Linked DNA regions of Mus musculus: region 2 is linked to region 1. The links are chromatin contacts, found by Hi-C or POLR2A ChIA-PET in ENCODE. All regions are on one chromosome and are shown on one strand. The core of a region is the stretch at or near the end of the contact, and the rest is flanking DNA. Distances in the headings are between cores, read along the strand shown. Region 1 has its middle 6.4 kb from the start of Rnase13. Region 2 holds the start of Zfp219 (zinc finger protein 219).

Evidence for each region. A loop is a pair of places that touch in the nucleus more often than their neighbours do. ChIA-PET counts read pairs that join two places held with the same protein, here RNA polymerase II (POLR2A).
Region 2: a map of left cerebral cortex shows a loop between it and region 1 (2.7-fold over the local background). The contact joins the promoter of Zfp219 here to the enhancer-like site in region 1. A Hi-C loop is called at or near these places in 1 of 37 maps with a recorded cell type or tissue (left cerebral cortex). POLR2A ChIA-PET finds 5 or more read pairs at or near these places in 3 of 5 experiments (Patski and embryonic stem cell).

The regions. Positions count from the first base shown.
Region 1 is chr14:51,927,062-51,931,241 of GRCm38, reverse strand. No RefSeq gene overlaps it. Among named protein-coding and RNA genes, the nearest start is that of Rnase13, 6.4 kb to the right of the region's middle. Within about 2 kb of position 1,440, at least 1 of the 3 ENCODE cell types and tissues checked has a DNase peak (open chromatin) inside an H3K27ac peak, as active enhancers do.
Region 2 is chr14:52,018,701-52,023,028 of GRCm38, reverse strand. Zfp219 (zinc finger protein 219) reads left to right here and starts at 2,296. Exons shown (of 5, transcript NM_027248.2): 1 at 2,296-2,506. It overlaps Tmem253 (transmembrane protein 253), which reads right to left. Exons shown (of 7, transcript NM_001033805.3): 6 at 4,151-4,297; 7 at 3,242-3,823. The coding sequence ends at 3,743.

The sequences.
Region 1 (4,180 bases), core at 191-2,690:
ATTTGGGATATTTAAAAAATATGCACCCTTGGCAAACATCATGCATGAATACAGTGTGTTTCGCTCATGTCCACCCTTCGTCCACCTCCTTACAGAAGCTGGGGTTTTGAGCAAAGGCATGGAGTATGTGTTTCGAGAGGTCTTTGGTAGACAGCACAGCTGTGGGCAAAGATGGATTTCTATCAGAACAAGTGGTGTTGGAGAACGATAAGGCCACTAGGTGGCAAAACAGCACTAGGGACAAGTTCACACAGGCCTCTCGCTCCTCAGGGTGTTTTCCCTGGAGAGGTTTGGCTCTGAGGAACACTGCTTTCTTCTTTGTTAGGGTGTCAGAGTGTCTGGAGGGAGTAGTCTACCAAGTTGCTATAGATTCACACAGACACACACACACAAGTAGACTGCTTATTTTATTTATTGATTGAAAAAGAGGGAAGGGGGAAAGAGAGGGAGAAAGAGAAGCAGAGGGAGAGAGGGGGAGAAGGAGAAAGAGAGAAAGGAGGTGATGTGGTCGGAGGACAAGTTGTTGCAGTCTGTATTGTCACTCTGCCCTGCTGTGTGGGCATTGGGGACTGAACTCAGGTTGCCTTGCTTGGTGACAAATGCCTTTACCCACTGAGCCATCTTCTAAGCCCCAGAATCCATGTTTTAAAGTAGGCAGTGGACCAAATTCATACCAGCTCAGTGCAGTCTTGCCCCCGGAAGTGCAAGTTAGGGTGAGAGGAGGGGGCAGGGGGCTGTAAGCCTTTGAGCAATTCGAATTCTGTCAAAGTGTGATGCTTCCAAGCCATGACCTGCGGTGTGGCTGTCGTTATTAAAGCTACTTGCTCCTAAGACTACTCTGGGCTTTCCAGAGGCTGCCTGCCTACTGCGTGCAAATGAGATAAACAAAGTTCTGCCGAGATAAACAAAGCTCTGCCAGTCTCTCCCGTCAAAGGGAAAAGAAGCAGAGCTTCGGGTTTGTACACAAAAATTGAAACAGGAAAGTTGACACCTACATCTATACAATTCAGGTTGAAACCTTTGCCTCTGTTATTTGATTGCATTGGCCTAAATTGTCCAACTTACCTGATCGGCTTCAGTTTGCACTTGCTAGAACAATTTTGACACTTTGCGTCCATGGCCCTAGTGGCAAAAGGAGGAAAAACTGAAAGAGGACAGACAGCCTTGGGAAGGAAAGACTGCGGAGCAGAAATACGGCGGAGCAGAAGACGGAGGAAAGCCCAAGTTCTGGCTTCCTTGTTTCCTTTATCACTAGTCATTGCTGTTGGCCCAACTTTCTTCCCTGCTGTCCATCCATCTGTCTGTTTGTCTGTCCGTGTGCGTGCACGTGCATGTGCTTATGTGTATATTGTTAAAGTTGGGGTGGGTGTTGTGAAAATTCCGCCAGTGCCAGGTGGATCCCTGCCTGTGTTCCCCCACAGCACAACAGCTGCTTCTTCTTCCAGCCTGCACTGGGAGGGAGCAAGGGGGTGGAGAGAGAGGCTAGACCTGGATTGGTGCCTACCCTTCAGAGCCAAGCCTTTCTTCCGGAGTTCCACACAGCCTCTAGATACCAATGGGAAGCCCATGGGAGAGTGTTTCCCTCCAGACTAGAGCCGATCCAAGTTCTGTCAGCCTAATGTAGATCTTGGATAAATAAGGGTAATAGGCTCATTTTTATATTTGGAGAAAGTGAAACACTGAGAAGTTGGGGTCAGCTGTGGGACTCTCTTCAGGTCTTTGAATTCCCATGACCTTTCCTGGAACAGCTGTGAGTTTGGAGGAGGCAGCCCTGACCAAAGGTTAGAATCCTTGGCTCCCAGACCTTTAGACCAGTCAGGACATAGGAGAGAGGGACCTGGTCTTAGGGTCAGGGGCTTACCGGGTTGATCTGTGCTCTAAACTCTTTCTAGCGCCACACTCCTTACTTATATCCAGAATAAGTTCCTTAGGCCAAACTCAGGCCTACCACCATCGGGCAAACCTGCCTTTTAACTTTGTCTCTGACTTTTCTCCCACTCAGTGTCTCAGCCACAGGCAGACATGATTTTCATAATATTTTTTCATGCCACTTAACTTCTGACTGTCCAGTGAGACTGGTCCCAGGGTCCCCAGGCTGGCTTAGAACTTGCTATGTAGCTGAGGATGGCCCTTGAACTCCTGATTCTCCTGCTTCCACCACCCTAGGACTGGGATTTCAGGTGTGTCCCACCACAACCACTGCTCAGGATCAAGCCTCGGACTTTGTCTTCTAGGGGAAAACTCTACCAACAGAGCTCTATCTCCAATTGGCAGAGATGACATCTTTCTCATCTCTGCATCCCTATACTATTTTCTGCCTTCAAGAAATATGATTTTGGGGATGGATGAGGGGCTAGAGATGGCTCAGTGGCTAAGAGCATTTGCTAACCTTCCAGAGTTTAGTTCTTAGCACCCATATCAGAGAGCTAACAAATGTCTATAACTCTAGCTCCAGGGGCTCCTAAACCTCTGGCCTCCAAGAGGACCTGTGCACATGTGCACATACCTACATGCATACACACACACACACACACACACACACACACACACACACACACACACACACCTGTACATAATTTAAACAAATTATGTATAGATAAACCTAAAAAGAAAGAAAGAAATTATGTCTGGCATGGGGGCACCTGCCTTTTACACTAGCACTTGGGAGGCAGAGGCAGGTAGATTTCTGTGAGTTTGATGCCAGCCTGGTTTACATAGCAAGTTCCAGTATAGCCAGAGAGCTACATAATAGAGAGATGATGTCTCAAAGGATCAATAATGATGATGATAATAATATTTCCCTCTAACTTAGACGGTAAGTCATCAGAAGACTAGATTTATCTGTCAACAATAGTTTTTTTGTTTTTTTTTTTTTTGGTTTTTTTTTTTTTTTTGGTTTTTCTAGACAGGGTTTCTCTGTGTAGTCCTGACTGACCTGGAACTCACTTTGTAGACCAGGCTGGCCTTGAACTCAGAAATCTGCCTGCCTCTGCCTCCCTAGTGCTGGGATTAAAGGCGTGCGCCACCACACCCGGCTCAACAATAGTTCTTTTGTACCTTGTATAAAACAGCAGAATGCTATGAACATACATAAGCACAGAGTGTGCTACAGTGTAGATCTAGCACTCAGGAGGCTGGGGCAGCGGGATAGAGCCTCCAAACAATACAGGTCATTGCCACTGCTGCTAGTTACTCACTAGAACTTGGAGGTAAGAGCTAGTTGCTGAAGGTATCGCATGCTTGCATCAGAGGACGTGGATAAATCAAGCTGGTACTGGTCTGCAAGAGCTATTCCTATTGGCTAGCTCTTATAGTGCTGGAAAGTGCTACAAAGCCTGCTGGGAGAAGAGACATCATTAGCAGGCTTACCCAGCAGTGGACCCTATGAGCCGCAAGAATGAACAGCCTGGCAGGCTATGCCCATCGGTGCAACAATGACCTGAATGTTACGGGTATAATCAACAGCTTTTTGATTGTATTTAAGGCCTGCTCCACAGGATGGTGGAACTCATGCCTGGTACTGTGAACCTGACCAAGAGCCCATGGCTGATGAGGTCATAGACCTTAGACTACTGCCTTTCCTAAATGGACAGAACAAGCTGCCTTCCCAAACATGCATCTCCATACCCATAGTAAACTTCACGTGGCTCTCAGATCTCATCAGAGATCTTCCCTTTGCAGTGAATGATGGGTAATACAGACTCTCAACTCGTCCAAGTGCAAGGGATAAGCTCAGCCCTACATCCCTCATCTATATCACAGCCTCCTCCCTGCAAGGCTCAGGGAACATCATATGGGTGTATTATAATAAGGGTATATTATAATATGGGTATATTGCAAGAGCCAGGGGCCAGGGAGGACTGCTGTAAAACACAGTCTTCTGCATGGGACAGGCCTGTTGCTCTCAGGAACTCACAGCAGCTATGGTTGCCCCCCACAAAAGCAAGTCAACCAAACTTCCAGCATGGACGGAGAATAGAGTTCTGAAGACCCAACCCTTACTACCCATCCCTCACTGAAGAGCTACTGCCAGTTGCTGGGAGGAGAGTTTGTGGGACGCCTGACTTGCCAGCAAGTGAGACGCCACAACAGGATCCTTCTGCAACACGTTTATTGGGAGAGCATGGACTGCGTAGGCGAAAGTCCCCCTAGCCCACGTGTCCATACCTGATTGGTTATG
Region 2 (4,328 bases), core at 1,047-3,546, 91 kb before region 1:
GTAGTCAAAGTCAGAATAAATGACTGAATTTCAAAGAAACGAGAGTAATATTCATCAGAATGGGGTTTCCCCGCCCCAACTCTCACAGGCTTAAGTTGCAAAGGAAGTCGTCCAACTTGAACTGTCTCTTCTAAGAGAATAGAAGGGGTCGTGACCTTTAAAAAGTGACGTCAGCAGGAGCCTTGTCACAATCTCTTTTTGTTAAGTTCTAATTGAAATAAAATGGGTGACCTCCATAGAGGCTGCCAGATCGGTGCAGAATGGGTCAGATGGCGTGGTCACTAGGAGCATGGTAGCCATGCAGAATTCTAGAGTAGCCAGGGACTCTGGCCCAGTCAGGGTGGCGAGGGTAGTCATGAGAAACAGAGAAGACTCCCTTTTGGCTTGTAGCATGCAAAAGGTAACAGACAGAGGAGGAGCCTGAAGCAATCTCCTGATTTATATGCTAATGTACCTGCCTTTCCACATTCCCTTACCAACCCCACTCCCAGCTGACCATCAAAACTCTCTTCCAGTATTGCAAAATATCCCCCCCCACCCCCACCCCCCCGCAGGCAAACTGACCTTTTCCTGGAAAGCAATGTCTAGAGGGGTAGTTTCATGTTTAACCCCTCCAACACAGGTGTGTTTCACCAGAGCTACAGAAACCGCACTGTACATCCCAACCCCCCAATTCTTCTAGTTGTTTTCTGGTTTTTCAAAACAATTGAGTTTTCCTGTGTAGCCCCAGAGGTCCTAGAGTTAGCTCTGTAGACCAGGCTGGCCTTGAACTCAGAGTGATCCTCCTGCCTCTGCCTTCTGAGAGCCAGGATTCAACCCAAATTTTTGCCATCTATTTGCATAATGCAGAACTTGACACTTCAGTCTACTGAACTATAGGCTGAATCTGACCCTTGAATTAAAAAAAACATTTTTTTTATTATTAATACTTAAAATAAGAGTGTTCTAAATTTCTGACTTCTATTCAAATCCGGAAACCATGGCACTACCGGAGCCAGAGCTGCCCACGGCAGTAGCTGGTGGAGTTGAGGACAGACATCCATTTAGCAGTGTGTACTGCTGAGTTCCCAGCAGTTCTCACTTCACAGGCAATCTAGTTCACTCACTTACACCATTATCTGCCTTCTTAGACAATTTATTTTCCACCTCTCAAGGGCCTCATCATTTTAGAGGTCTTGTGCATGACTCTATTTTCGCCATATGATTCAGTAAGATAAGCAGAAGAAGCATGGTGTAATGGCCATGCAAATGAAGTGTAGTTCAGACAGATCTTATGCGCTCAAGCAACAGAGCCAGAATCTAGGTCTCCTGACGCCTGGTCTTGTTTTTCTCCCACTAAGAATTTCACACGGAAGCTCACTGAACTAAACAAGGAGAAATAGGCATGGTTGCTAGTAGACAAATCCCAACTGCGGAGCCATTCAAGCTTCACCACAAATTTCCAACCTTTTCCTTAAATTGTTTGCTCCCCCTCATATTCTATAGTATCTTCCCCAGGAAACTGAGTGAGGCTTTACGACTTAATTTGGCCAACCAATTGTGATGGAAGTTAACATGTATCCATTTGGCGAGCAGCACTGCAGAATTCATAAACAATTCTTCACACTTAGTTCACGATGTAGTGGGGGAGGCAAACTTATGGTGACACAGTAGGGTCTTCATACAGTAAGGCTCAGTCAAGCATGGTGAGTGGCACGTGCCTTTAACTCCAGCACTTACAGGCATGTGGATCAAGGTCTACATGGCAAGTTCCAGGCAGGCAAAGATACATGTGAGACCCTGCCTTTTAGAAAAGAAAAGAAAAGAAAAGAAAAGAAAAGAAAAGAAAAGAAAAGGAAAGAAAAGAAAAGGAAAAAAAATTGAGCCTCCAGCATCTTAGGATCTTAATAATTTACAATGAACAAAGGCCCTTGTCGGTTATTCTGGACACAAAGTAATGAGAAATAAAACCAGAGGTTTTGGCCCTGAGTGTTCAGCATTGTTAAGAGACCCATTTATACGGTCCTTGAGTTTCTCTTAAGATGCAGAATGCAATATCCAGGTTTCCGATTACCGCGGTAAAAGCTGGAAGACAGCTAATTGCTGTTTTCTCTTTATAGTTTCTTTGGCCACTACGTCCTGACTTTGAAGAAAAATATTCTTTTCTCAGAGCCCTTCACTATCCCTGCAGTTTGATTGGGGGAAGAGAAAACATGGAGGAGGCCCGGATTGCGTTCTCTCCATTCCAGAGCCTGATCCCAGATCTGTCTCCACCCACTAATACTCACACGTAACTTTGTCATAGGGCGACTATTACCACTCCCAAGGTGTCACAAACAGAAAGGATCTGCAGCTGGCGCCACTGCAATGTCAAGGCAAGCCAGCCAGGCTGCGCTCTAGCCTCACTGGTACCTGGGCTTGCCTGAGCCCGGAGAAGCAGCATTCTCTAGGGAAAAGAAGCCTTCTCAAGTGGGAACAAAAATGAATGTGAGGCGAACACCCATCCCGGGCACTATGTGAATTTGGGGTGAGTTCTCTTAGGCCTAGTCAATCTCTACTTTTTAGCAGCTACTAAGCTGTCCCCCCTCTCCCCGGTGCTATTGGGATCCACCGTTTTCCTGGGCTTTCTCCGCTCCCCCAAACCAACCGAGTCTATCATCTTTGTACACTTGCAGAGGTCATAAGTGGTGTGGGCACAGTACAAAAAGAGCTTCAGCGACCGTACCGCTGCAGGGATCAAAGGCCCGCCGGGGGCGGCCGAAAGGCTGAGCCTGCGCAGTCCTGCTCCCGCCTTGGAAAGGGTGGCGGCCACGCGGGCTCGGTCCACCAGCGTGCTCGCTAGAGGCGGGAAAGTCTTAGGTCGGTACCCCCGCCTGCCCAGCCAGCCTGTCCTCTCCAGCTCCCGGCCCGGGGGGGAGGGGGCGAGGAGGGCCGGCGCCTCTGACTCATCATCTCCAACCCCCTTCTCGCGCGCGCTCCAAGTCTCAGGACTTTGAACCTGGGCACTCGCGCGAGGGGCGCGGCGGCAGCACCAGGGGAAGCGCGGCTTGGCCCGGCGCCGACCCCCAGCCTTTGTCAGTACCGGCAGCTGCGGGCACGAGGGCTAGAGACCCGCAGCCGGTGGCGGTGACCTGGCCGCGGTGGCGGCGCCTCTGTGCGCGACGGCCCTCCCGGCGCCTCCCCGCACGCGGGGCCAGTGGTCGCGTCCGAGGAAAACTCGGCTAGGCCTTGCTCCCAGCGCCTGGCGTCACTCAGCAGATGCACAGCGCCCCCGCCGCCGAGGGAAGGCTCTTTATTTTGCAGTAGGTCACGGGGTAGCGGGGCATCCTGGGATTTGTAGTCTCGGGTGAATTAGGCAGGACCCGGATCCAAGGGAGACCTGGAGCACAACCGACGCGGATTCTGGGTTGGCTGGTGCAGCAACCCGGCTTGGAGTGGATGGGATTGTGAAAGGTGAACAGTGAGAGGAGGCAGATGTGAAATGAAGCTGGATGGAGAGGCAGGGAGGAAGAAGTCGAAGAATGCAAGGGAGGAAGCTGCTTGACGAGGCGTGAGGTGAGGGAGGTCTCTAGTCCAGAAATTATCTCCCTCTAGTGGGGAAGAGAAGAGAAATGGGCCTGGGTTGAGGGGAAATTGAGGGCACTCTGGGCTTCAGGCACATTCTGGGGGAAGTCCAGTTATAGTCCAAGGGAGGTGCAAGACGCAGAAGTGCCTGGAGATGTCCCCCTTGGCGTAGGGGGACAGTGGCACCTGTCTTGCCCACTCACTCATCCGTCCTATTTCCTGTGCTAGCCACCACGGGACCATTCTCCAAACCAGAAACCTCCTCCATCTCAGAGAGGCCCTGAAAACAGATGCGAGCAAATTTTGGGGTCAACCAAGGGGAAACCCCGGGTAGAAGCAACCCCCTTCCAGTTTTTCCAGTCTTTCCAATAGTACATTATGGCAGCTTCCTAACGTTTATGCACGCGTGTAGCTCCAGTCATTAAATACCCAATTCTTTCACAAACATCATTAGGGAACTAACGTCCAATGCCAGAAAGCCAATCAGTTTCAGCCCTTCACTTCCCTACGGCCCTACTATGTGCTCTTAAGCCTACAGACAAGGACAGCCAGATTAAAAGTTAGCTGGAAGCTGGCTGCTTCATGCTTTCCTCCCTGTACCCCCTACCTCCTGTAGCTCCCGGTACTGCAGCCTTGACCTCTTGAAGTATCCAGGCTTCCTCTGGCTCAGCAAGAACAGGGCATATGTGGAGACCAGCACTCCCGCTAGGGTGAAGGCCTCCGCGCTCAGCTCCAGCACCAGCAACCCTGTCGACTGCAGGTCGTAGGGTGAGGATGCTTTTGTG